Linked DNA regions of Homo sapiens: region 2 is linked to region 1. A link is an interaction called in ENCODE POLR2A ChIA-PET data of the cell type or tissue named here. Cell type or tissue: PC-9. All regions are shown on one strand. Links, peaks and the distances in the headings refer to the core of each region. The heading gives the core; the rest is flanking DNA.

Region 1 (17,153 bases), core at 8,891-11,390:
GGCTGCATAGTATTCCACGGTGTATATGTGCCACATTTTCTTAATCCAGTCTATCATTGATGGACATCTGGGTTGGTTCCAAGTCTTTGCTACTGTGACTAGTGCCGCAATAAACATACATGTGCATGTGTCCTTATCATGATTTATAATCCTTTGGGTATATACCCAGTAATGGGATGGCTGGGTCAAATGGTATTTCTAGTTCTAGATCCTTGAGGAATCGCTGCATTGTCTTCCACAATGGTTGAACTGATTTACACTCCCACCAACAGTGTAAAAGTGTTCTTATTTCTCCACATCCTCTCCAGCATCTGTTGTTTCCTGACTTTTTAATGATCACCATTCTAACTGGCGTGAGATGGCATCTCATTGTGGTTTTGATTTGCATTTCTCTGGTGACCAGTGATGATGAGCATTTTTTCATATGTCTTTTGGCTGCATAAATGTCTTCTTTTGAGAAGTGTCTGTTCATATCCTTCGCCCACTTGTTGATGGGGTTGTTTGATTTTTTTGTTGTAAATTTGTTTAAGTTCTTTGTAGCTTCTGGATATTAGCCCTTTGCCAGATGGGTAGATTGCAAAATTTTTCCCCATTCTGTAGGTTGCCTGTTCACTGTGATGATAGTTTCTTTTGCTGTGCAGAAGCTCTTTAGTTTAATTAGATCCCATTTGTCTATTTTGGCTTTTGTTGCCATTGCTTTTGGTGTTTTAGTCATGAAGCATTTATCCATGCCTATGTCCTGAATAGTATTGCCTAGGTTTTCTTCTAGGGTTTTTATGGTTTTAGGTCTTATGTTTAAGTCTTTAATACATCTTGAGTTAATTTTTGTATAAAGTGTAAGGAAGGGATCCTGTTTCAGCTTTCTACATATGGCTAGCCAGTTTTCCCAGCACCATTTATTAAACAGGAAATCCTTTCCCCATGCTTGTTTTTGTCAGGTTTGTCAAAGATCAGATGGTTGTAGATGTGTGGTGTTATTTCTGCGGCCTCTGTTCTGTTCCATTTGTCTATATATCTGTTTTGGTACCACTACCATGCTGTTTTGGTTACTGTAGTCTTGTACTATAGTTTGAAGTCAGGTAGCGTGCTGCCTCCAGCTTTGTTCTTTTTGCTTAGGATTGTCTTGGCAATGTGGGCTCTTTTTTTGTTCCATATGAACTTTAAAGTAGTTTTTTCCAATTCTGTGAAGAAAGTCATTGGTAGCTTGATGGGGATGGCATTGAATCTATAAATTACCTTGGGCAGTATGGCCATTTTCACGATATTGATTCTTCCTATCCATGAGCATAGAATGTTCTTCCGTTTGTTTGTCCTCTTTTATTTTGTTGAGCAGTGGTTTGTAGTTCTCCTTGAAGAGGTCCTTCACATCCCTTGTAAGTTGGATTCCTAGGTATTTTATTTTCTTTGTAGTAATTGTGAATGGGAGTCCATTCATGATTTGGCTCTCTGTTTGTCTGTTATTGGTATATAGGAATACTTGTGATTTTTGTGCAATGATTTTGTGTCCTGAGACTTTGCTGAAGTTGCTTATCAGCTTAAGGAGATTTTGGGCTGAGATGATGGTGTTTTCTAAATATACAGTCATGTCATCTGCAAACAGAGACAATTTGACTTCCTCTTTTCCTAATTGAATACCCTTTATTTCTTTCTCTTGCTTGATTGCCCTGGCCAGAACTTCCACCACTATGTTGACTAGGAGTGGTGAGAGAGGGCATCCTTGTCTTGTGCCAATTTTCAAAGGGAATGCTTCCAGTTTTTGCCCATTCAGTATGATATTGACTGTGGGTTTGTCATAAATAGCTCTTATTATTTTGAAATATGTCATCAATACATAGTTTATTGAGAGTTTTTAGCATGAAGGGTTGTTGAATTTTTGTCGAAGGCCTTTTCTACATCTATTGAGATAATCATGTGGTTTTTGTCGTTGGTTCTGTTTATGTGATGGATTACATTTATTGATTTGCATATGTTGAACCAGCCTTGAATCCCAGGGATGAAGCCGGCTTGATCATGGTGGATAAGCTTTTTGATGTGCTGCTGGATTTCGTTTGCCAGTATTTTATTGAGGATTTTTGCATTGATGTTCATCAGGGATATTGGCTTAAATTTTCTTTTTTTGTTGTGTCTCTGCCAGGCTTTGGTATCAGGATGATGCTGTTCTCATGAAATGAGTTAGGGAGGATTCTCTCTTTTTCTATTGATTGGAATAGTTTCCGAAGGAATGGTACCAACTCCTCTTTGTACCTCCAGTAGAATTTGGCTGTGAATCCGTCTGGTCCTGGACTTTTTTTGGTTGGTAGGCTATTAATTATTGCCTCAATTTCAGAGCCTGTTATTGGTCTATTCAGGGATTCAACTTCTTCCTGGTTTAGTCTTGGGAGGGTGTATGTGTCCAGGAATTTATTCATTTCTTCTAGATTTTCTAGTTTATTCGTGTAGAGGTGTTTATAGTATTCCTGATGGTAGTTTGTATTTCTGAGGGATTGGTGGTGATGTCCCCTTTATCATTTTTTATTGTGTCTATTTGATTCTTCTCTCTTTTCTTCTTTATTAGTCTTGCTAGCAGTCTATCAATTTTGTTGATCTTTTCAAAAAACCAGCTCCTAGATTCACTGATTTTTTGGAAGGGTTTTTTGTGTCTCTATCTCCATCAGTTCTGCTCTGATCTTAGTAATTTCTTGCCTTCTGCTAGCTTTTGAATGTGTTTGCTCTTGCTTCTCTAGTTCTTTTAATTGTGATGTTAGGGTGTTGATTTTAGATCTTTCCTGCTTTCTCTTGTGGGCATTTAGTGCTCTAAATTTCCCTCTACACACTGCTTTAAATGTGTCCCAGAGATTCTGGTATGTTGTGTCTTTGTTCTCATTGGTTTCAAACAACATCTTTATTTCTGCCTTCATTTCATTATTTACCCAGTAGTCATTCAGGAGCAGGTAGTTCAATTTCCATGTAGTTGTGCAGTTTTGAGTGAATCTTAATCCTGAGTTCTAATTTGATTGCACTGTGGTCTGACAGACAGTTTGTTGTGATTTCTGTTCTTTTATATTTGCTGAGGAGTGTTTTACTTCCAATTATGTGGTCAATTTTAGAATAAGCGTGATGTGGTGCTGAGAAGAATGTATATTCTGTTGATTTGGGGTGGAGAGTTCTGTAGATGTCTATTCGGTCCCCTTGGTCCAGAGCTGAGTTCAAGTCCTGGATATGCTTGTTAACCTTCTGTCTCATTGATCTGTCTAATATTGACAGTGGGGTATTAAAGTCTCCCATTATTACTGTGTGGGAGTCTAAATCTCTTTGTAGGTCTCCAAGGACTTGCTTTATGAATCTGGGTGCTCCTGTTTGGGGTGCATATGTATTTAGGATAGTTAGTTCTTCTTATTGAATTGATCCCTTTACCATTATGTAATGCCCTTCTTTCTCTCTTTTGATCTTTGTTGGTTTGAAATCTTTTTTTTTTTTTTTAGTCAGAAACGAGGATTGCAACCCCTGATTTTTTTTTTGCTTTCCATTTGCTCGGTAGATCTTCCTCCATCCCTTTATTTTGAGCCTATTTGTATCTTTGCACATGAAATGGGTCTCCTGAATACAGTACAACGATGGGTCTTGACTTTTTATCCAATTTGTCAGTCTGTTTTTCAGTTGGGGCATTTAGCCTATTTACATTTAAGATTAATATTGTTATGGGTGAATTTGATCCTGTCACTATGATGTTAGCTGGTTATTTTGCCCATTAATTGATGCAGTTTCTTCATAGTGTCAATGGTCTTTACACTTTGGCATGTTTTTGCAGTGGCAGTGGCTGATACCAGTTGTTCCTTTCCATGGTTAGTGCTTCCTTCAGGAGCTCTTGTAAAGCAGGCCTGGTGGTGACAAAATCTCTCAACATTTGCTTGTCTGTAAAGGATTTTATTTCTCCTTCACTTATGAAGCTTAGTTTGGCTGGATATGAAATTCTGGTTTGAAAATTCTTTTCTTAAAAATGTTGAATATTGGCCCCCACTCTCTTCTGGCTTGTAAGGTTTCTGCTGAGAGATCCGCTGTTAGTCTGATGGGCTCCCCTTTGTGGGTGACCCGACCTTTCTCTCTGGCTGCCCTTAACATTTTTTCCTTCATTTCATCCTTGGTGAATCTGACAATTGTGTGTCTTGGAGTTGCTCTTCTTAAGAAGTATCTTTGTGGTGTTCTTTGTATTTCCTAAATTTGAATGTTTTCCTGCCTTGCTAGGTTAGGGAAGTCCTCCTGGATAACATCCTGAAGAGTATTTTGTAACTTGGTTCCATTCTCCCCGTCACTTTCAGGTACACCAGTCAAATGTAGATTTGGTCTTTTCACATAGTCCCATATTTCTTGGAGGCTTTGTTCATTTCTTTTCATTCTTTTTTCTCTAATCTTGTCTTCTTGCTCTATTTCATTGAGTTGATCTTCAATCACTGATACCCTTTCTTCCACTTGATTGAATCAGCTACTGAAGCTTGTGCATGAGTCATGTAGTTCTCGTGCCATGGGTTTCAGCTCCATCAGGTCATTTAAGGTCTTCTCTATACCGTTTATTCTAGTTAGCCATTTGTCTAACCTTTTTTCAAGGTTTTCAGCTTCCTTGCGATGGGTTTGAACATCCTCCTTTAGCTCGCAGAAGTTTGTTACCAACCTTCTGAAGCCTACTTCTGTCAACTTGTCAAACTCATTCTCCATCCAGTTTTGTTCCCTTGCTGGTGAGGAGCTGTGATCCTTTGGAGGAGAAGAGGCAATCTGGTTTTTGGAATTTTCAGCTTTTCTGCTCTGGTTTCTTCCCATCTTTGTGGTTTTTTCTACCTTTGGTCTTTGATGTTGGTGACCTACAGATGGGGTTTTGGTGTGGATGTCCTTTTTGTTGGTGTTGATGCTATTCCTTTCTGTTTGTTAGTTTTCCTTCTAACAGTCAGGACCCTCAGCTGCAGGTCTGTTGGAATTTGCTGGAGGTCCACTCCAGACCCTGTTTGCCTGGATATCACTAGCGGAGGCTGCAGAACAGCAAATATTGCTGCCTGATCCTTCCTCTGGAAGCTTTGTTCCAGAGGGGCACCTGCCTGTGTGAGGTGTCTGTTGGCCCCTACTGGGAGGTGTCTCCCAGTCAGGGTACACGGGGGTCAAGGACCGACTTGAGGAGGCAGTCTGTCCATTTTCGGAGCTCAAATGCCATGCTGGGAGAACCACTGCTCTCTTCAGAACTGTCAGACAGGGGCGTTTAGGTCTGCCAAAGCTGTCTGCTGCCTTTTGTTCTGACATGCCCTGCCCACAGAGGTGGAATCTAGAGAGGCAGTAGGCCTTGCTGAGCTGCAGTGGGCTCCACCCAGTTCAAGCTTCCCGGCCTGTTTACACTGTGAGCATAAAACTGCCTACTCAAGCCTCAGGAATGGCGGACGCCCTCCCACCCCCCCAACAAGCTGCAGCATGCCAGGCCAATCTTAAGACTGCTGCACTGGCAGTAAGCAAGGATCCATGGGCATGAGCCCCACCGAGCCAGGCACGGGAGGGAATCTCCTGGTCTGTCAGTTGTGAAGACCATGGGAAAAGCCCAGTATTTGGGCAGGAGTGTACTGTTCCTCCAGGTACAGTCTGTCACGGCTTCCCTTGGCTAGGAAAGGGAAATCCCCTGACCCCTTGCACTTCCCAGGTGAGGCGATGCCCTGCCCTGCTTTGGCTCGCCCTCCATGGGCTGCACCCACTGTCCAACTAGTCCCAATGAGATGAACCAGGTACCTCAGCTGGAAATGCAGAAATCACCCATCTTCTGTGTTGGTCTTGCTGAGAGCTGCAGACCGGAGCTGTTCCTATTCCAGCAAGATGCTTTTAAAACCTTAGAGATGATGGATCCCAGACACCAAGCTTCTGGCTGTGGCTTGGCCTTTCTAAGTATTCAACAAGTCTGTCTTTTCCAAGTGTCTTTAAAGACCAGAAATACCTGTTTTTAACACACAGGGTTGCAAAATTCAGAGGAGATTGGCGAGCATCCCTCTTGTCTGCCCCACATGTGTTTCTTTGCCAGAGGCCACCGTGGCGAGCAGGGGCCTGTGACTGCCCCAACCAAAATTTTGGAAAGTCATTCTGGCGCTACCAGATGCCCCGAGGTTCCCAGGTTGGAGTCTTTCTCTCCCACTGGGTTTCTCCTGCAACTCTTCCCAGCCCACTGGCCCCACTGCCAGAGCACACAGGAGTCCGGACACACACCGCGGGACAGCCTGACTCGCTACTGCTCTCTGCACGTGCTATATGAGAGGGTTCTTTTGAGAACAGAAAATGCAGTGACTGAGCAGGAAAGGGTGAAGGAGGAAAACCAGAGGTCGCATGCAGCCAACCAGGCATTACAAAAATGCCTTCTGGAAAAGTGCACTTGGAGTTGGTTTCCAGAGAAAATGAAAAGTCCCTCCAGAGAAATGTAAAGGCCAGAGAAACGAAGACTCAGAGAATGAAAAGGCCAACCCTGCTCATCCAGTAGCCCAGGGCTAGCCCAGACAGACCCATTCTCTTGTTGGGCTTATGACTCTGGGTGAGTCTTGGTTTCTTTCTCACCCCAAAGCCAATGTTAAACCTACAAATGAAAAAGAACACTTAAAAGGATGATCTGGGCCAGGTTCAGTGGCTCACGCCTGTTATCCCAGCACTTTGGGAGGCTGAAGCGGGTGGATCTCTGGAGGTCAGGAGTTTGAGACCAGCCTGGCCAACCTGACAAAACTCTGTCTCTACTAAAAATACAAAAGTTAGCCAGGAGTGGTGGCGGGTACCTGTAATCCCAGCTACTTGGGAGGCTGAGGCTGGAGAATCACTTGAACCCAGCAGGCAGAGGTTGTAGTGAGCTGAGATCTGCCACTGCACTCCAGCCTGGGCAACAAGGGTGAAACTCTGTCTCGAAAAAAAAAAAAAAAGGATGATCAGCAACTTGGCAAATCGTAGCCATGTTTGTTAAGTGGAGGAAAAGTATTAAACATATTATGAAAACAGAAATGGTAGTCATGTCAAACAAACAAACATTACATATGTAGGGAAAAAGATTGGCAACAAATACACAAAAAATAAAGTTCTGTTTTGATATTCTGAATTTGAGTGGTTCCCCACACCCTCTACAATTTCCAAGTTTTATGAAACATGTTGTCTCCTTTAATTAAGGCAGCAGTAACCTCTACGCACGTGATCCCCACTGCACTCTAAAACTTCCAATTAGGCCGGGCGTGGTGGCTCATTCCTGTAATCCCAGCACTGTGGGAGGCCTAGGTGGAGAGGATCACTTGAGTCCAGGAGTTGGAGACCAGCCTGGGCAACATGCTGAAACCGTCTCTACAATAAATACAAAAATTAGTGGGGCATGGTGGCACACACCTGTAGTTCCAGCTACTTGGGAGACTGAGACGAGAGGATTGCTTGACTCTGGGAGATCCAGGTTGTAGTGAACCAAGATCATGCTGTGTCCGGAATTGTTGGGTTCTTAGTCTCGCTGACTTCAAGAATGAAGCCGTGTACCCTCGCGGTGAGTGTTACAGTTCTTAAAGATGGTGTGTCCAGAGTTTGTTCCTTCAGATGTTCAGATGTGTCCAGAGTTTCTTCCTTCTGGTGGGTTCATGGTCTCACTGACTTCAGGAGTGAAGCTGCAGACTTCCGCGGTGAGTGTTATAGCCCTTAAAGGTGGCATATCTGGAGTTGTTCGTTCCTTCTGGTGGGTTCGTGGTCTTGCTGGCCTCAGGAGTGAAGCTGCAGACCTTCACAGTGAGTGCTACAGTTCATAAAGGTGGTGCACCCGAAGTTGTTTGTTCCTCCCGTCTGGAGTTGTTTATCCCTCCCAGTGGGTTTGTGGTCTCGCTGGCTTAAGGAGTGAAGCTGCAGACCTTCACAGTGAGTGTTAACAGTTCATAAAAGCAGCGTAGACGCAAAGAGTGAGGAGCACTAAGATTTACTGCAAAAAGCAAAAGAACAAAGCAGCTTTTACGGTGTGGAAGAGGACCCGAGCACGTTGCCGCCGCTGGCTTGGGTGGCCTGCTTTTATTCCCCCATCCGGCCCCACCCACATCCTGCTGATTGTTCTATTTTACAGAGAGCTGATTGGTCCATTTTACGGAGAGCTGATTGGTTCATTTTACAGAAAGCTGATTGGTCCGTTTTGACAGAGTGCTTATTGGTGTGTTTACAATCCTTTAGCTAGACACAGAGTGCTGATTGGTGAGTTTACAATCCTTTAGCTAGACACAAAAGTTCTCTAAATCCCCACCAGATTAGCTAGACACAGAGTGGTGATTGGTGCATTTACAAACTTTTAGCTAGACACAGAGTGCTGATTGGTGCGTTTACAATCCTTTACCTAGACACAGAGTGCTGATTGGTGTGTTTACAATCCTTTAGCTAGACACAGAGTGCTGATTGGTGCATTTACAATCCTTTAGCTAGACACAAAAGTTCTCCAAGTCCCCACCAGACCCAGAAGCCCAGCTGGCTTCACCTCTCAATGGCACTCCCGGGACTTTGCCGCGCCTAGTGGGGCACTCCGGCAGCCCAGAGGGCGCTCCTCCCCCACCCCCCCATCAAGCCCAGCAGGCGACGCCAACCTTGCCCCCAGTGCAGGGCCTGCCTAGCCCGCACCCACCCGGAACACCACTGGCCCGGGAGCACCACGCGCAGCCCCTGTTCCCACTGGCGTCTCTCCCTCCACACCTCCCCCCAAGCAGAGGGAGACGGCTCCGGCCTCAGCCAGCCCCAGAGAGGGGCCCCCACAGCACAGCAGTGGGCTGAAGGGCTCCTCGAGCCCGGCCAGAGCAGACACCGAGGCCGAGGAGGCGCCAAGAGCAAGCAAGGGCTGCTAGCAGGTTGTCACCTCTCAATGCCACTGCACTCTAGCCTGAGTAACAGAGCAGATCTGGTGTCAAAAAATAAAATAAAAAATAAAGAACGAGACCAGGCACGGTGGCTCACGCCTGTAATCCCAGCACTTTGGGAGGCTGAGGTGGGCAGATCACGAGCTCAGGAGTTTGAGACCACCCTGGCCAACATGGCAAAACCTTGTCTCTACTAAAAGTACAAAAATTAACTGGGCATGGTGGTGGGTGCTTGTATTCCCAGCTACTCAGGAGGCTGAGGCAGGAGAATCACTTGCATCTGGGAGGCAGAGGTTGCAGTGAACCCAGATCGCGCCACTGCACTCTAGCCTGGGCAACAAGAGTGCAACTTCGTCTCAAAAAAATAAATAAAGAAAAATAAAATGAAACCTCCAATTAAAAGGAGAAATTCAACCAGGTGCAGTGGCTCACGCCTGTATCCCAACACTTTGGGAGGCCAAGGTGGGTGGATCGCTTGAGGTCAGGAGTTCGAGACCAGCCTGACCAACATGGTGAAACCCCATCTCTACTAAAAATACAAAAAATTAGCTGGATGTGGTGGTGCACACCTGTAGTCCCAGCTACTCGGGAGGCTGAGGCAGGAGAATTGTTTAAACTTGGGGCGTGGAGGTAGCAGTGAGCCGAGATCACGCCATTGCATTCCAGCTTGGGTGACAGAGCGAGACTCAGTCACAAATAAATAAATAAATAAATAGGCCAGGTGCGGTGGCTCACGCCTGTAATTCCAGCACTTTGGGAGGCCGAGGTGGGCGGATCACCTGAGGTCAGGAGTTCGAGACCAGCCTGCCCAACATGGTGAAACCCCATGTCTACTAAAAATACACACACAGACACAAAATAGCCAAAATTAGCCAAAAAATTATAAATAAATAAAATAAAAAGATAAGTTGCACACTCAGGAGGCTGAGGCAGGAGACTCGCTTGAACCCAGGAGGTGGAGGCTGCAGTGAGCCGAGACCACGCCATTTCACTCCAGTCTGGGCGACAAAGCAAGACTCTGTCTCAAAAAAAAAAAAAAGACAAATTCAGCAGAAGCATTGCTTGAGTAACACGGAAACTCAGAACCAGGAAACTGAAGGCGGTTACTCCACATACATCTGGGGCAATAAGTGAGCTGTTCCAGCGCGGCTTACGCTGTGGGCGGAGGCGGGCAGGAAATTCACTTACAAGTCTGTGCCAGGAAACAGGAAGAAGGTGCCTCCTGTGATACAAGATACAGACGTAGTCTCCTATCCAGGAAACAGGGACAGAGCCGCAGACCAGATAAAGATACGACCAACATTTTTCATTAAATATTCTCAACGGATTATTTACATTTTTTCTAGAAAAGTAAAATTTAAACCTGAATACATTTGATAACTATGGAATGTGAGCATTCACGTATGCTTGTGACCTGGTTCCTCTACGCTTCAGGGGTCGCCCTGGTCCCAAAGCGCTTCCTGCCGCTCCCACTTCCTCTGTTTTCACCGGAGGGGCAGCCACAGTTCTCGGCTGAGAGAAACTCGGTCGTTCTGTTTACCTCGTGAATGATTGGCTACAGATCCCAGAGAGGAAATAGGGACCCACCCCTCAGTTGTTATGCAATCTGGGGCGGAGTCCGGGGTCCATAGCCTTTCTGAGGGTAACCTGAGCGGGAGAAGTTGTTGCGCCTGATCTCAAACAGCCTTTCGCACGGAAAAGGATTCCTAAAAGTGGGGTTACTCCTCCACAGCAATAGCGTCCTTAAAATAGGGGCTCCCGGCTGGGCGCGGTGGCTCACCCCTGTAATCCCAGCACTTGAGAGGCCAAGACAGGCGGATCACCTGAGGTTGGGAGTTCGAGACCAGCCTGAACAACATGGAGAAACCCCCTCTCTACTAAAAATACAAAATTAGCCGGGTGTGGTGGCGCATGCCTGTAATACAAGCTACTCGGGAGGCTGAGGCAGGAGAATCGCTTGAACCTGGGAGGCGGAAGTTGCGGTGAGCCGAGATGGCGCCATTGCACTATAGCCTGGGCAGCGGCAAGAGCGAAACTCCGTCTCAAAAAAAAAAAAAAAAAAAAAACTATATATCTATCTATCATCTATCTATCTATCTATCTATCTATCTATCTATCTATCTATCTAGGCTGCCGGTGAGGACGTGAGGCACGTGCCACTGAGCCACTGAGAATTTACCCCCCTGGGCAAGTCTGTGAGGCCAGGGCCCCTAGGGAAAAAAGCCTTTCCCAGATTTTAGGGCTCATATGCCTGCAGTGGGTTGGTAGGGATCGGGGAAGATGATGAGGTTGGGATAAGGAAGTGGTACCAATAGAAAGACTAAGCAAACCAAACCAAATCAAACTTTCCCCTTTCCATCCCTGTCCTCCTCTTTGCAATCCCATTTGGGTGGCTGAAGGCAGACCCTGACCAGAGCCATCCTTGCCGGCTTCTTTTGTCTTGCTCTGTGGGGAAACGAGTGAAGAAAAAAGCAGAAGGAAAGGCAAGTGAAATGGAGCCCTCTGTGAAGAACTACGACTAGGGTCACACAGAGCAAAATTCCTAGCCTTCCTTTGAGGAGTAGCCGTATTTCCATTTAAAAAGGACCCACTTTATGCAAGATTCAGGGCTGGGAATTGGTCCTTCCTGCCTCAAGAATTTCAAAGACTTCTAGAGGAGAGTGTCCAAAGACAGACAAGAAAGTGGCCAGTGCCCTGAAGAAAGTCAGGGGGTCCAGGGGAGTGTGAACCCTGAATATCTGAGACAGGTCTCAGTTAATTTAGAAAGTTTATGTTGTCAGGGTTGAGGATGTGTGTCGGTGACACAGCCTTAGGAAGTCCTGATGACATGTGCCCAAGTTGGTCAGGGCACAGCTTGGTTTTATACATTTTAGGGAGACATGAGACATCAATCAACATATGTAAGATTAACATTGGTTCGGTCTGGAAAGGCGGGACAACTTGAAGCAATGGTGGGACAACTCCAAGTGGCGAGGGGGCTTCCAGGTCATAGGTAGATAAGAGACAAATGGTTACTTTCTTTTGAGTTTCTTTTTTTTTGAGATGGAGGCTCGCTCCTGTTGCACAGGCTGGAGTGCAGTGGTGCGATCTTGGCTTGTTGCAACCTCCACCTCCCAGGTTCAAGCGATTCTCATTCCTCAGCCTCCCGAATAGCTGGGATTACAGGCATGTGCCACCACGCTGAGCTAATTTTTGTATTTTTAGTAGAGACGGGGTTTCACCATGTTGGCCAGGCTGGTCTCGAACTCCTGGCCTCGGGTGATCCATCCGCCTCGGCCTCCCAAAGTGCTAGGATTACAGGTGTGAGCCACTGTGCCCGGCCTCTTTTGAGTTTCTGATTAGCCTCTCCAAAGGAGGCAATCAGATAGCATTTATCTCAGTAAGCAGAGGAGTGACCGAATAGAATGAGACGTAGGTTTGCTCTCAGCAGTTCCCAACTTGACTTTTCCCTTTAGCTTAGTGATTTTCGGGCCCCAAGATTTATTTTCCTTTCACAGGTATCCCCTGTTCAGTTCAGACTGAACCTGAGGGGGTGTAGGGATGTACTCCAGGCTGGAGTGAAGTGGCATGATCTCGGCTCACTGCAACGTCTGCTTTCTAGGCTCAAGAGATCCTCCCAACTCAGCCTCCTGAGTAACTGGGATTTCAGGTGAGCACAACCATGCCCAGCTAATTTTTGTATTTTTAGTAGAGACGGGGTTTTGCCCTGTTTCCCAGGCTGGTCTGGAACTCCTGAACTCAGGTGATCCACCCACCTCGGCCTCCCAAAGTGCTGGGAATACAGGCGTCAGCCACTGTGCCCAGCCAAATTCTACGTCTTTTAAAAAATTAAGAGAAGAAATTAGTAAAATACACTTAAAGTTTTTCGTATGAAACTTATTTAGTGTTTCTGATGATTTGTTCTTGTGGATTGGACTTACAATCTGATGTGGTTCCTTTGTTTCAATGTAACTCCATCTTTTCCCTATCCTTTGTACCATTATTGTCATATGTGTGTGAGTGCATATATACACACACATTATCTTTAGATGTTACAAACCCAACACTGTAATTTTATAATTGTTGTTTTATGTAATTTCTTTTAAAACAGTTAAGAAATGAAAAGGAGCCAGGCATGGCGGTGTGCATCTGTAGTCCCAGCTACTCAGGAGGAGGCTGAGGTGAGGGGATCACTTGAGTCCAGGATTTGAGGCTGCAGTGAGCGATGGTCAAACCACTGCACTCCATCCTGGGTGAGAGAGTGAGACCTTGTCTCTCAAAAAAGAAAAAGAAAAAGAAGAGATTTGTAGTTTTTAGTTTTTAGTTTTTAAAAAATAATTACCAACATATTATTTTTTCTGATGCTGTTTGTTTCTTTTACAAATTTTACTTTTTTTAATGTAATATTTTTGAGATGGAGTCTTGCTCTGTTGCCCAGGCTGGACTACAGTGGTGTGATCTTGGCTCACTGCAGACTCCACCTGCTGGGTTCAAGTGATTCTTGTGCCTCAGCCTCCCAAGTAGCTGGGATTACAGGTGTGCGCCACTGTGCCTAGCTACAAGTTTTATCTTTAATTGACATACAATAATTGTTTTTCATTGGATTGGGATTATTATCTGGTGTCATTTCTTCTCAGTCTGAAGAACTTACTTTAGTATTACATTAGTGTTTCTTGTAAGACATATCTGCAAGAGATAAATCTCCCTAGTCTTTGTTTATGTAAGAATATGTTCATGTTGGCTTCTCTTTTTGTTTTCTTTAGAATAAATTTTGGTTTTGGAGACAGGGTCTCGCTCTGTTGCCCAGGCCGGAGTGTAGTGGCATGATCATGTCTCATTGCAACCTCAATCTCTCGGGCCTAAGAGAGCCTCCTGCCTCAGCCTCCTGAGTAGCTAGGACTACAGGTGTGCACTACCACACATGGCTAAATTTTTTTTTTTTTTTTTTTTTTGCAGAGACAGGGTCTTACTTTGTTGCCCAGGCTGGTCTTGAACTCCTGGGTTCAAGCGATCCTCCCACCTTGGCCTCCCAAAGTGCTGGGATTATGGGTGCAAACCACTGTCCCTGTACCGGTCTTCAGTTTTGAAGGATAATTTTTCTTGATGTAAAATTCTTGATTGCTAGCTTCTCCCCACTAACCCCCAAATTTGCATATGTTACTGTCTTCTTTAATTTTTTTTTTTTTTTGAGACAGAGTCTTGCTCTGTTGCCCAGGCTGGAGTGCAGTGGCACAATCTTGGCTCACTGCGCCTCCGCCTCCCGGGTTCAAGCAATTCTCCTGCCTCAGCCTCCCGAGTAGCTGGGATTACAGGCATGTACCACCACACCCAGCTAATTTTTATATTCTTAGTAGAGATGGGGTTTCACCATGTTGGCCAGGCTGGTCTTGAACTCTTGACCTCGTGATCTGCCTGCCTCAGCCTCCCAAAGTGCTGGGATTATAGACATGAGCCACGGCACCCAGCCCATGTTACAGCCTTCTAACCTCCATTGTTACTGATGAGGTTAGCTATTAAGATTATTGTGTCTGTGTGTATGAGTGTATTTGTATGAGATGAGTTTTTTCTCATTGCTTTTAAGATGTCATTTCTATTTTTGGCTGGTAATAGTTTCAGTATAATATATTAATGTTTAGGTGTGAATCAATTTTTTTTTTTTTTTTTGAGACAGAGTCTCACTCCATTTCCAGGGCTGGAGTATAGTGGCATGATATTAGCTCATTGCAACCTCTGACTCCGTGGTTCAAGCAATTCTCCTGCCTCAGCCTCCCGAGTAGCTGGGATTACAGGTGTGCATCACCATGCCCAGCTAATTTTTGTATTTTTATTGAGACAGATTTCACCATGTTGGCCAGGCTGGTCTCGAACTCCTGACCTCAAATGATCCACACACCTCAGCCTCCCAAAGTGCAGGGATTACAGGCATGAGCCACCGTGCCTGGCCGACAATTTCTATTGACTGTTTCTCCCTGCAAATGGATTGCATTTTCCTATTTCTTTGCCCTTTTGTAACTTTTTTGGAAAACTGAAAATTTTAGACAATATATGCTAGCTCTGGATTCCAATTTCTTTCTCTTGGGGGTGAAGGTGGTTGTTGTTTTGTTTGTTTTTATAGTGACTTGCCTGTACTAATTCTGTGGAGTCCCTTTCCCTTGCAGTATGAGGGTTCAGATATTTTTATAGTGACTTGCCTGTACTAATTCAGTGGAGTCCTTTTCCCTTGCAGTATGCAGTATGAGGCTTCAGATATTTCTGCTCAGATATTTCTGCTCAGGTTCCTTTTTGTTTTTGAGACAGAGCTTCACTCTTGTTGCCCAGGCTAGAGTGCAACGGCGTGATCTCGGCTCACTGCAACCTCTGCCTCCTGGGTTCAAGCGATTCTCCTGCCTCAGCCTCCCGTCCTTTTTTAATTCTTATTTTTATTTTTAAGCCTGAATTCTTAGGGGTTGCCCCTGGATCAGCATAGCTTAATGGTCAGCCAGTGATCTGTTAGAGTTTGTGCTTAAATGCCTTAAGCCAGTAAGGCTTCTAACCCTGCTGTTGGAGCTGTGTGTGATTTGGAGGGTACTTTCAAAGTTCAGAGAGTTTACAAGTGAGCCATGGCTTTCTCTTTATTTCTGAGACCTCATATTTAGTTGCAGGGAGGAGTAGCTTCCTATAGCCTTCTCAAGTCTCTCTTCTAAGCAGTTATAACCCTGTGTGCTGCACATAGCTTTTTAAACTACCAAAGTTAAATGGTATTTTACTAAGGCATTCTTTGTCTGTTTTGTTCCTTTGATTTCCCTTTTAAATTTCTGGCTAGTCTGCTATTTTGCTGCTTCTCCCAACCATTGTCATGACGCAGGCTAGCCACACCGTTAGGCTTTGCTAATGAATTCTTCTGTGAAAAAGTACTGCCACATCTTCCCATTTATTTATTTAAGAATTTCTTTTATCAATATGGGCTAATGGATACTTATTTTATTCTATGGGTTATAATCCAATTCCATTATTACTTATTTTGTTGCTCAAATTGTTTCCATTTTAACTATTGGAATTATTTCCAGTTGGCTCCTGTGTCCCTTTGATATGGTTCTCACCTTTTAATCGAGCATGTAAATACTTTCTGACATCATAGGATGCCCCAGTCCTAGAATCGACCGTTTCTCCAAGGAGCCGGAATGCCGTTTTGTTTTCAATTTAAATTTTTTTTGTGTAGAGATAGTGTCTCACTATGTTGCCCAGGCTAGCCTCGAAATCCTGGCCTCAAGCGATCCTCCTGCCTCAGCCTCCCAAAGTGCTAGTATTACAGGCGTGAACCACCATATCTGGCCTGTCAGATTCTTTTAATTTTTGGTTTTTAACTTTTTATTATTGAAAACTTAAAATTTATAAAAAATTAGAAAGAATAGCAAAGTGTTTCCATCACTCAGCTTCAACAATCATCCCTCCCTTAGAGAATCCTAGTAATCTGAACAGGAATGTGGATCAGCAAGGCCTGTTTAGGTGACTAAAGCAGTGAAAATTATCTCCATCAATTGTGTGGGATGAATTTTCAACAGCAACACCTATAGCAGAGAAAAGCAACAGCTTCTTTTCTGTTCTTAGCACTGAAGGGGACTACGAGTGTACCCTTTGGCTGTGGGGTGCTTAGACATTTCACAGGAAGCCCCAAGAGGTATTAGAATGGATCACTGGAAAAATAAAGTTGTGAATATATTTGTATCTTGGGTTTTTAGTGGAAGCTCACATTAGTTACAGTTATGACAAAACCTATTCTCTGTACACCCAAGGGTCTTTTTTGGTCACAAGAGAATATTTTCAAGGGGAATTTAAAAACATAAGAAACCACGTTTACGCTGGGCACAGTGGCTCATGCCTGTAATCCCAGCACTTTGGGAATCTGAGGCGGGCAGACCACTTGAGCCCAGGAGTTTGAGACCAGCCTGGCCAACATGGTGAAACCTCGTCTCTACCAAAAATACAAATAATAATAATAATAATAATAATAAAAATAAAGCAGGGCATGGTGGCGTGCACCTGTAGTCCCAGCTACTGGGGAGGCTGAAGTGGGTGGGAGAATTGCTTTAACTGGGGAGGCAGAGGTTGCAGTGAGCTGAGATTGTGCCACTGCACTCCAGCCTGGGTGACAGAGTGAGAGCCTGTCTAAAAAACAAACAAACAAACAAAAAACCACGTTTAGTCTGAGGAACAGTACCTCGTGGTACATTGCCATAATTAGTTCCCAAGAGAAGATTGAGTGTCAGGCCCTGGAGAGGCCTGGAGCACTAATCAGGGAACCAAGGCTGGGGAGGGTGGGGGAAGGCCCAGCTAGATCTTTCATTCCTGATCTTCTTTCTC
Region 2 (7,434 bases), core at 154-2,653, 180 kb before region 1:
CTATAATCCCAGCAGTTTGGGAGGCCAAAGTGGGAGGATTGCATGAGCCCAGGACTTCACGGGCAACCAGTCTGGGCAACATGGCAAAACCCTGTCACTACAAAAAATACAAAAATGGGCTAGGTGCGGTGGCTCACGCCTATAATCCTAGCACTTTGGGAGGCAAGGTGGGTAGATCACCTGAGGTCAGGAGTTCAAGACGAGCCTGGCCAACATGGCAAAACCCCATCTCTACTAAAAAATACAAAAATTAGCCGGGTGTGGTGGCTCATGCCTGTAATCCCAGCATTTTGGGAGGCCGAAGGTGGTTGGATCACCTGAGGTCAGGAGTTCGATACCAGCCTGACCAACATGGAGAAACCCGTCTCTACTAAAAAATACAAAATTAGCTGGGCGTGGTGGTGCATGCCGGTAATCCCAGCTACTCCGGAGGCTGAGGCAGGAGAATCACTTGAACCTGGGAGGTGGAGATTGTGGTGAGCCAAGATCATGCCGTTGCAACAAGAGCAAAACTCCGTCTAAAAAAAAAAAAAAATTAACTGGGCCTGGTGGCTCACGCCTGTAATCCCAACACTTTGGGAGGCTGAGGCGGGTGGATCATGAGGTCAGGAGATCAAGACCATCCTGTCCAACATGGTGAAACCCCCTCTCTACTAAAAATACAAAAATTAGCTGGGCGTGGTGGCGTGCGCCTGTAGTCCCAGCTACTCGTGAGGCTGAGGCAGAAGAATCACTTGAACCAGAGAGTCAGAGTTTGCAGTGAGCCAAGATCATGCCACTGCACTCGAGCCTGGCTATAGAGGGAGACTCTGTCTCAAAAAATAATAATAATAATAATAAAAAAATTAGCTGGGCATGGTGGCATGTGGCTGTAATCCCAGCTACTGGGGAGGCTGAGGCTGCAGAATCACGTGAACCCGGGAAGCAGAGGTTGCAGTGAGCTGAGATCATGCCACTGCACTCCAGCCTGGGTGACAGAGAAAGACTCTCTCTCAAAAAAAAAAAAAAAATTTAGCCAGGTGTGGTGGCACATGCCTGTAATCCCAGCTACTTGGAATGCTGAGGTGGGAGGAGGTCAAGGCTGCAATGAGCCATGATTGTGCAACTACATTCCAGCCTGGGTAACAGAGCACGACTCTGTCTCCAAAAAAAAAAAAAAAAAAGGAAAAGAAAACAGTTATTCAAACAAATTCTTGTACGTGAGTGTTCATATCAGCACTTTTTACAATAGCCAAAAAGGTGGAAACAACACAAATATTCATCAGCAAATGAGTGGATAAACAATTGTGATATATCCATATAATCAAATATTATTCAACCATAGAAAAGGATGAAATACTGATATATGCTACAATATTTTGAGGATGAATATCAAAATATTTTGCTAAGTGAAGGAAAGCCAGAAACAGAACACATATTATGTGATTACACATGTAAGGAATATCCAGAATAGGTAAACCCATAGAGAACAAGAGCAGATTTGTGGTTGCCAGTGGCTGTGGGGTGGGGGAGATGAGAAAATGGGGAGTAACTTCATGGGTATGGAGTTTTATTTGGGGGTGATGAAAATGTTTTGAAGGCCCAGCGTGGTGGCTCATGCCTGTAATCCCAGCACTTTGGGAGGCTGGGGCAGGTGGATCACTTGAGGTCAGGAGTTCGAGACTAGCTGGACCAACATGGTGAAACCCTGTCACTACTAAAAATACAAAATTAGCCAGGCGTGGTGGCACATGCCTGTAATCCCAGCTACTTGGGAGGCTGAGCAGGAGAATTGCTTGAACCTGGGTGGCAGAGGTTGCAGTGAGCGGAGATCAGCCATTGCACTCCAGCATGGGCAATAAGAGCAAAGCTCCATCTCAAAAAAAAAATGTTTTGAAATTAGATAGAGGTGGTGGTTGTACCTATTACTAATATACTAATGTACTAAATACCATTATATTATTCTCTTTAAAGTGGTTAGGCTAGGCCGGGTGTGGTGGCTCACGCCTGTAATCCCAGCACTGTGGGAGGCCAAGGTGGGTGGATCACCTGAGGTCAGGAGTTTGATTGAGACTAGCCTGGCCAACATGGTGAAACCCTATCTCTATTAAAAATACAAAAATTGGCCAGATGTGGTGGTGGGCGCCTGTAATCCCAGCTACTTGGGAGGCTGAGGCAGGAGAATCACATGAACCCAAGAGGCGGAGGTTGCAGTGAGCCAAGATCGCGCCATTGCACTCCAGCCTGGGCAATAAGAGCGAAACTCTGTCTCAAAAATAAATAAATAAATAAATACAATAAAGTGGTTAGGCAAGGCATGGTGGCACCCTGGGAGGCTAAGGCAGCAGGATCACTTGAGCCAAGGAGTTTGAGACCAACCTGGGTATCATAGTGAGACCCCATCACTACAAAAAATAAAAAGTTAGCTGAATGTGGTGGCGCATGCCTGTAGTCCCAACTACTCAGGAGGCTGAGGCAAGAGGACCATTTGCCCAGAAGTTCGAGGTTGCAGTGAGCTGTGATCATACCACTGCACTCCAGCCTGGACCGCAACTCAAAAAAAAAAAAAGGTTAATTTTATGTTGCATGAATTTCAATTTTTAAAAAATAGTTGATTACTTATGTACACTTTTCTGCATGTAAGTAATACTTAAGTTTGGAAAACTTTGGTGTAGTAGAAATAGCATGAGATTTGCCAAGCATTTTGCTGGCTATTAAACATATCTAATCTCATAATATACATTAAGCACAGCCATTGTGGGGGTGGCAGACAGTATGACCCAGATAAATATTAGTCCCCTTGCACAACTCAAAGCTTTCATACTCTAAAATTGTCCATGTCCCGGAGGCCCTGATTTCTTTCTTTCCATTTTTTTTTTTTTTTTTTTGAGACAGAGTTTCACTCTTGTTGCCCAGGCTGGGTTCAATGGCGTGATCTCGGCTCACTGCAGCCTCCGCCTCTCGGGTTCAAGTGATTCTCCTGCCTCAGCTTTCTGAGTAGCTGGGATTACAGGCATGCACCACCACGCCCAGCTAATTTTGTATTTTTGGTAGAGACAGGGTTTCTCCATGTTGGTCAGGCTGGTCTCGAACTCCCGACCTCAGGTGATCCACCCACCTTGGCCTCGCAAAGTGCTGGGATTACAGGCGTGAGCCACTGCACCCGGCTCCTTTTTTTTTTGTTGTTGTTGTTGAGATGGAGTCTTGTTCTGTTGCCCAGGCTGGAGTGCAGTGGCGCGATCTCGGCTTACTGCAACCTCCGCCTCCCAGGTTCAAGCAATTCTCCTGCCTCAGCCTCCCAAGTAGTTGGGACTACAGGTGTGTGCCACCACACCCGGCTAATTTTTGTATTTTTAGTAGAGACGGGGTTTCGCCATGTTGGTCAGGCTGGTCTCTAACCCCTGACCTCGTGATCCACCCACCTAGGCCTCCCATAGTGCTGGGATAACAGGCATGAGCCACCGCGCCCAGCTCCTTTTTTTTTTTTTTTGAGACGGAGTCTCACTCTGTCACCCAGGCTGGAGTCCAGTGGCGAGATCTCAGCTTATCGCAACCTCCACCTCCCGGGTTCAAGCGATTCTCCTGCCTCAGCCTCCCGAGAAGCTGGGATTACAGGCTCCTGCCACCACACCTGGCTAATTTTTGTCTTTTAAGTGGAGACGAGGTTTCACCATGTTGGCCAGGCTGGTCTCAAACTCCTGACCTCAGATGATCCAACTGCCTCGGCCTCCCAAGTGCTGGGATTACAGCTGTGAGCCACTGCGCCCAGCCAGAGACCTTGATTTCTTACCATACCTGCTGTCTGTAGAGCACCATGTAGCACTCAGCTACACTCCCTCTTCATGAGTGGTACTATTTAAATGCCTCAGGTTAAACATCTAGAGATTAGGGATCTTTTCTTACACTTCCTTGTATTTTATTTATTTATTTTTTTGTTTGAGACAGAATCTTGCTCCATCACCCAGTGGATTCTCCTGCCTCAGCCTCCCAAGTAGCTGGGATTACAGGCGCATACCACCACACCCAGCTAATTTTTAAAATTTTTTAGTAGAAATGGGGTTTCACCACGTTGGCCATTCTGGTCTCCAGCTTCTGGTCTAAAGTGATCCACCCACCTCAGCCTCCCGAATTGCTGGGATTACAGGCGTGAGCCACCGAGTCTGGCCTCTTACACTTCCAATGAACCCCATAGCTTGTAGCACATTGCTTTGTGTGGTAAGTGTCTCTATTCATGGTCCTAGCAGGAAATGAATAGCACAGTGAAATTAGGATAATTTGGGGGAGAGTTTAATAAAGTGATAATTACAAAGAAGTAGGCAGGGTGTAGGGAAATCAGAAAGAATAGTGCAGTGCCTTAGTACCCACAGCTCTGTTGTGATCACCTCCAAGCTCAAAAAGATGAGGACAGAGCAGTCGTGTAGAGAGGACTTTCTTTTTTTTTTTTTCTTTTCTTTTTTTTTTTTTTTTTTTTTGAGATGGAGTCTTGCTCTGTCGCCCAGGCTGGAGTGCAGTGGCGCGATCTCGGCTCACTGCAAGCTCTGCCTCCCGGGTTCACGCCATTCTTCTGCCTCAGCCTCCTGAGCAGCTGTGACTACAAGCGCCCGCCACCGCGCCCGGCTAATTTTTTTTGTATTTTTAGTAGAGACGGGGTTTCACCGTGGTCTCGATCTCCTGACCTCGTGATCCACCCGCCTCGGCCTCCCAAACTGCTGGGATTACAGGCGTGAGCCACCGCGCCCGGCGAGAGGACTTTCTCAATAAAAACTGTGACTTTCATTGATACCGTCCATTTGGGACAACTTACTGAAGCAGAAAGCAGGGTGGAGACTGAATTCAAGGGAAAACATAAGATGTCTGGTACAGCATACAACAGCATTGATTCAGAGGAGGGTGGGAGTACTGAGCCCAGGAGACGGAGAAGGAATGTAAAGCCTGCGAGAGGCTGCTCAGCAATTATCTGGTCCCTTAGCCTACAGGATTAGCAGCTTCCTAACTCAGGCAATTATCTCTCTGGACCTGTTTCTTCTATCTATAAGTTGATGGAATTAGTCTAATGATATCTAAGGTCCCTACTATGTGTACGTCTACTGTGACAAGGTCCTTAGCTGCATGATCTTTAATTCTGACAAAGGTTACTATCACAAATATTTTAACATGTTTATTCTCGTGGTTACTAATCAACAATCTCTGGCACTATTACAACAAACCTTTCAGTATTTACAGAGAAGTTATTTGCCATTCTTAGCAACTGGCCAGTCAACAACTCAACTTTATAGTAAGTTACAGAATTTATTCTGTATATTGTATTCTGTACAATGTATTCCATACATTAATTTATTTTGTGGTAAAACAGTAACTTTTCATTTTAGATGGGAAAACTAGACGAGCTGAGATTCAACCCACGTGAGCGGCTGCAGAGCCGCTACCCTTAACAGCTCTCTCTCGGGATTCTAACATTCCCTTCTGTGACGGAGAGACAGCAGGCCGGGACACGCATCCCAGGACGGATCCACAGCTGGATGGGGAAGGCTGCGCCAGGCGGGCCGGAAGCCTGGCGGTGGCGTGCAGGAGCCCCGCCCTCCTGGGCTGGATTCAGCCGGGGGCGGGGCCGCGGGCGGGGCCTGTGGCAGCGGGAATCCCGACCCCGCCCCTTTCCCCACCCCTCCATTTCTCGCCATGGCCCCTGCACTGCTCCTGATCCCTGCTGCCCTCGCCTCTTTCATCCTGGCCTTTGGCACCGGAGTGGAGTTCGTGCGCTTTACCTCCCTTCGGCCACTTCTTGGAGGGATCCCGGAGTCTGGTGGTCCGGGTGAGCGGGAGGGATCGAGGATGAACTGGGAGGAGGAAGGTGGAGCCGTAGGAGAGGGATTGAGGGCGGGGCTTGGAAACAAATGACAGGGGAAGTCCAAGAGAGGGAACTCGAACCTTGAAAGCGGCCGAGAAGCTACAGGGGAGGGAGACCTGAGTTCTAAATTAGGAACTCAAGGATTAGAGTTTTGGAGAGGCGGGAGAGTGAGGACTGAGGGAGCCGAAAAGGGCGGTGACCGGAGTATTCTAAGTAAAGTGTTTTGTAGAGAGGACTGTTGAGAGGAGAGTGTTAAAAAGAAGGAGCATTTGGAGAACCGAAGTAAGAGGGGCAATCCAGCGTGGCCTCTCCAGCCATGCTTTTTGCAACTGCCTAACATGTGGTGTTCTATAAATCCTCTTCCCCAGGTTTGCAGGAGGCCTAGGGAAGAGGGCAGAAACTAGGGATGGAAAAGTGAGATGGGCACAGCCTAGAGAGGAAGCATTAAGGCTCTTGAAAGCAGTAAGGGACATGGCCTGGGGATCCAAGAGGAGATGAGGGTGGGGGAAACATTCTGCCACTGTTTCGATCTTTTGTCTCTTTTTCCCTCAACTTCCTGTAGATGCCCGCCAGGGATGGCTGGCTGCCCTGCAGGACCGCAGCATCCTTGCCCCCCTGGCATGGGATCTGGGGCTCCTGCTTCTATTTGTTGGGCAGCACAGCCTCATGGCAGCTGAAAGAGTGAAGGCATGGACATCCCGGTACTTTGGGGTCCTTCAGAGGTCACTGTATGTGGCCTGCACTGCCCTGGCCTTGCAGGTATGAGGCCCTGGCCTTGCAGGTATGAAATCCTGGCAGTTGAGTCCCCAAGGGAGACCAAGTGTGGGAGGGGTGCCGTGGATTGGAGGGGCAAAATATGGGTTCAGGAGGAGAATTGAGGAACTAATCTCAGCTTCCATTCCTCCACAGCACATATCCTACTTTTTATCAAGAAGGGTGTACTTGTCCTTCCCTAAGCACAAGATATGCTTCTCACCTCTGCAACTTTGTTTATGTCCTGCTTGAGATCCCTTCTCTTCAGTCCTACCCTTTCTTCAAAACCACTTCCCTAGGTCTGAAGAGAAGGCCTTGTCTGTCTTTTCACTGGGTGGTTGGCACAGGCTACTACTTTGCGTAGCTATCAGGTCACCCCATCTATTCTATAAGTTCTCAGGGTAGAGACAGGCCATCCTTACATCTTTGGGACCTCACCCAGCACGCACCCTCCACATGGTGAATATTTGGTGGTGATGCTTAGGAGAGAGGTGGGGGAGAGTTGCAGGCTAGCCTGTGGTGGGGGCAGATCTGGGTCTGGGTCTCCCAAGGTCGGGCAGACTAGGCCACTGGGATACCCAGCCCCTTATCCTTCCACAGCTGGTGATGCGGTACTGGGAGCCCATACCCAAAGGCCCTGTGTTGTGGGAGGCTCGGGCTGAGCCATGGGCCACCTGGGTGCCGCTCCTCTGCTTTGTGCTCCATGTCATCTCCTGGCTCCTCATCTTTAGCATCCTTCTCGTCTTTGACTATGCTGAGCTCATGGGCCTCAAACAGGTGAGGCTCCGAGATCCCTACCTATGACCTCTGACCCATTTTAGAACTCCTCGTTCCCTTTCAAGGGTTTCCCTCCTCCC

What was found. Peaks named below come from ENCODE experiments on the same cell type or tissue, not always from the same donor. Only the 100,000 strongest peaks of a DNase experiment are listed, where the experiment ranks them.
Region 2: POLR2A ChIA-PET joins it to region 1 with 35 read pairs; 7 of 35 experiments call an interaction of 5 or more read pairs at or near these places.

What each region holds. Positions count from the first base shown.
Region 1 is chr6:30,509,481-30,526,633 of GRCh38, reverse strand. It overlaps LINC02569 (long intergenic non-protein coding RNA 2569), which reads right to left and starts at 10,368. Exons shown (of 2, transcript NR_149088.1): 1 at 10,023-10,368; 2 at 7,054-7,921. RefSeq lists enhancers at 8,185-8,684, 11,787-12,564. In PC-9, for the core only: no CTCF peak of the experiment used is centred there; DNase peaks (open chromatin) are centred at 9,973 and 10,403; H3K4me3 peaks cover 1,308 bases; H3K27ac peaks cover 1,852 bases.
Region 2 is chr6:30,689,196-30,696,629 of GRCh38, reverse strand. It overlaps NRM (nurim), which reads left to right and starts at 5,646. Exons shown (of 4, transcript NM_001384369.1): 1 at 5,646-5,788; 2 at 6,387-6,583; 3 at 7,178-7,354. The coding sequence starts at 5,656. In PC-9, for the core only: no CTCF peak of the experiment used is centred there; a DNase peak (open chromatin) is centred at 1,099.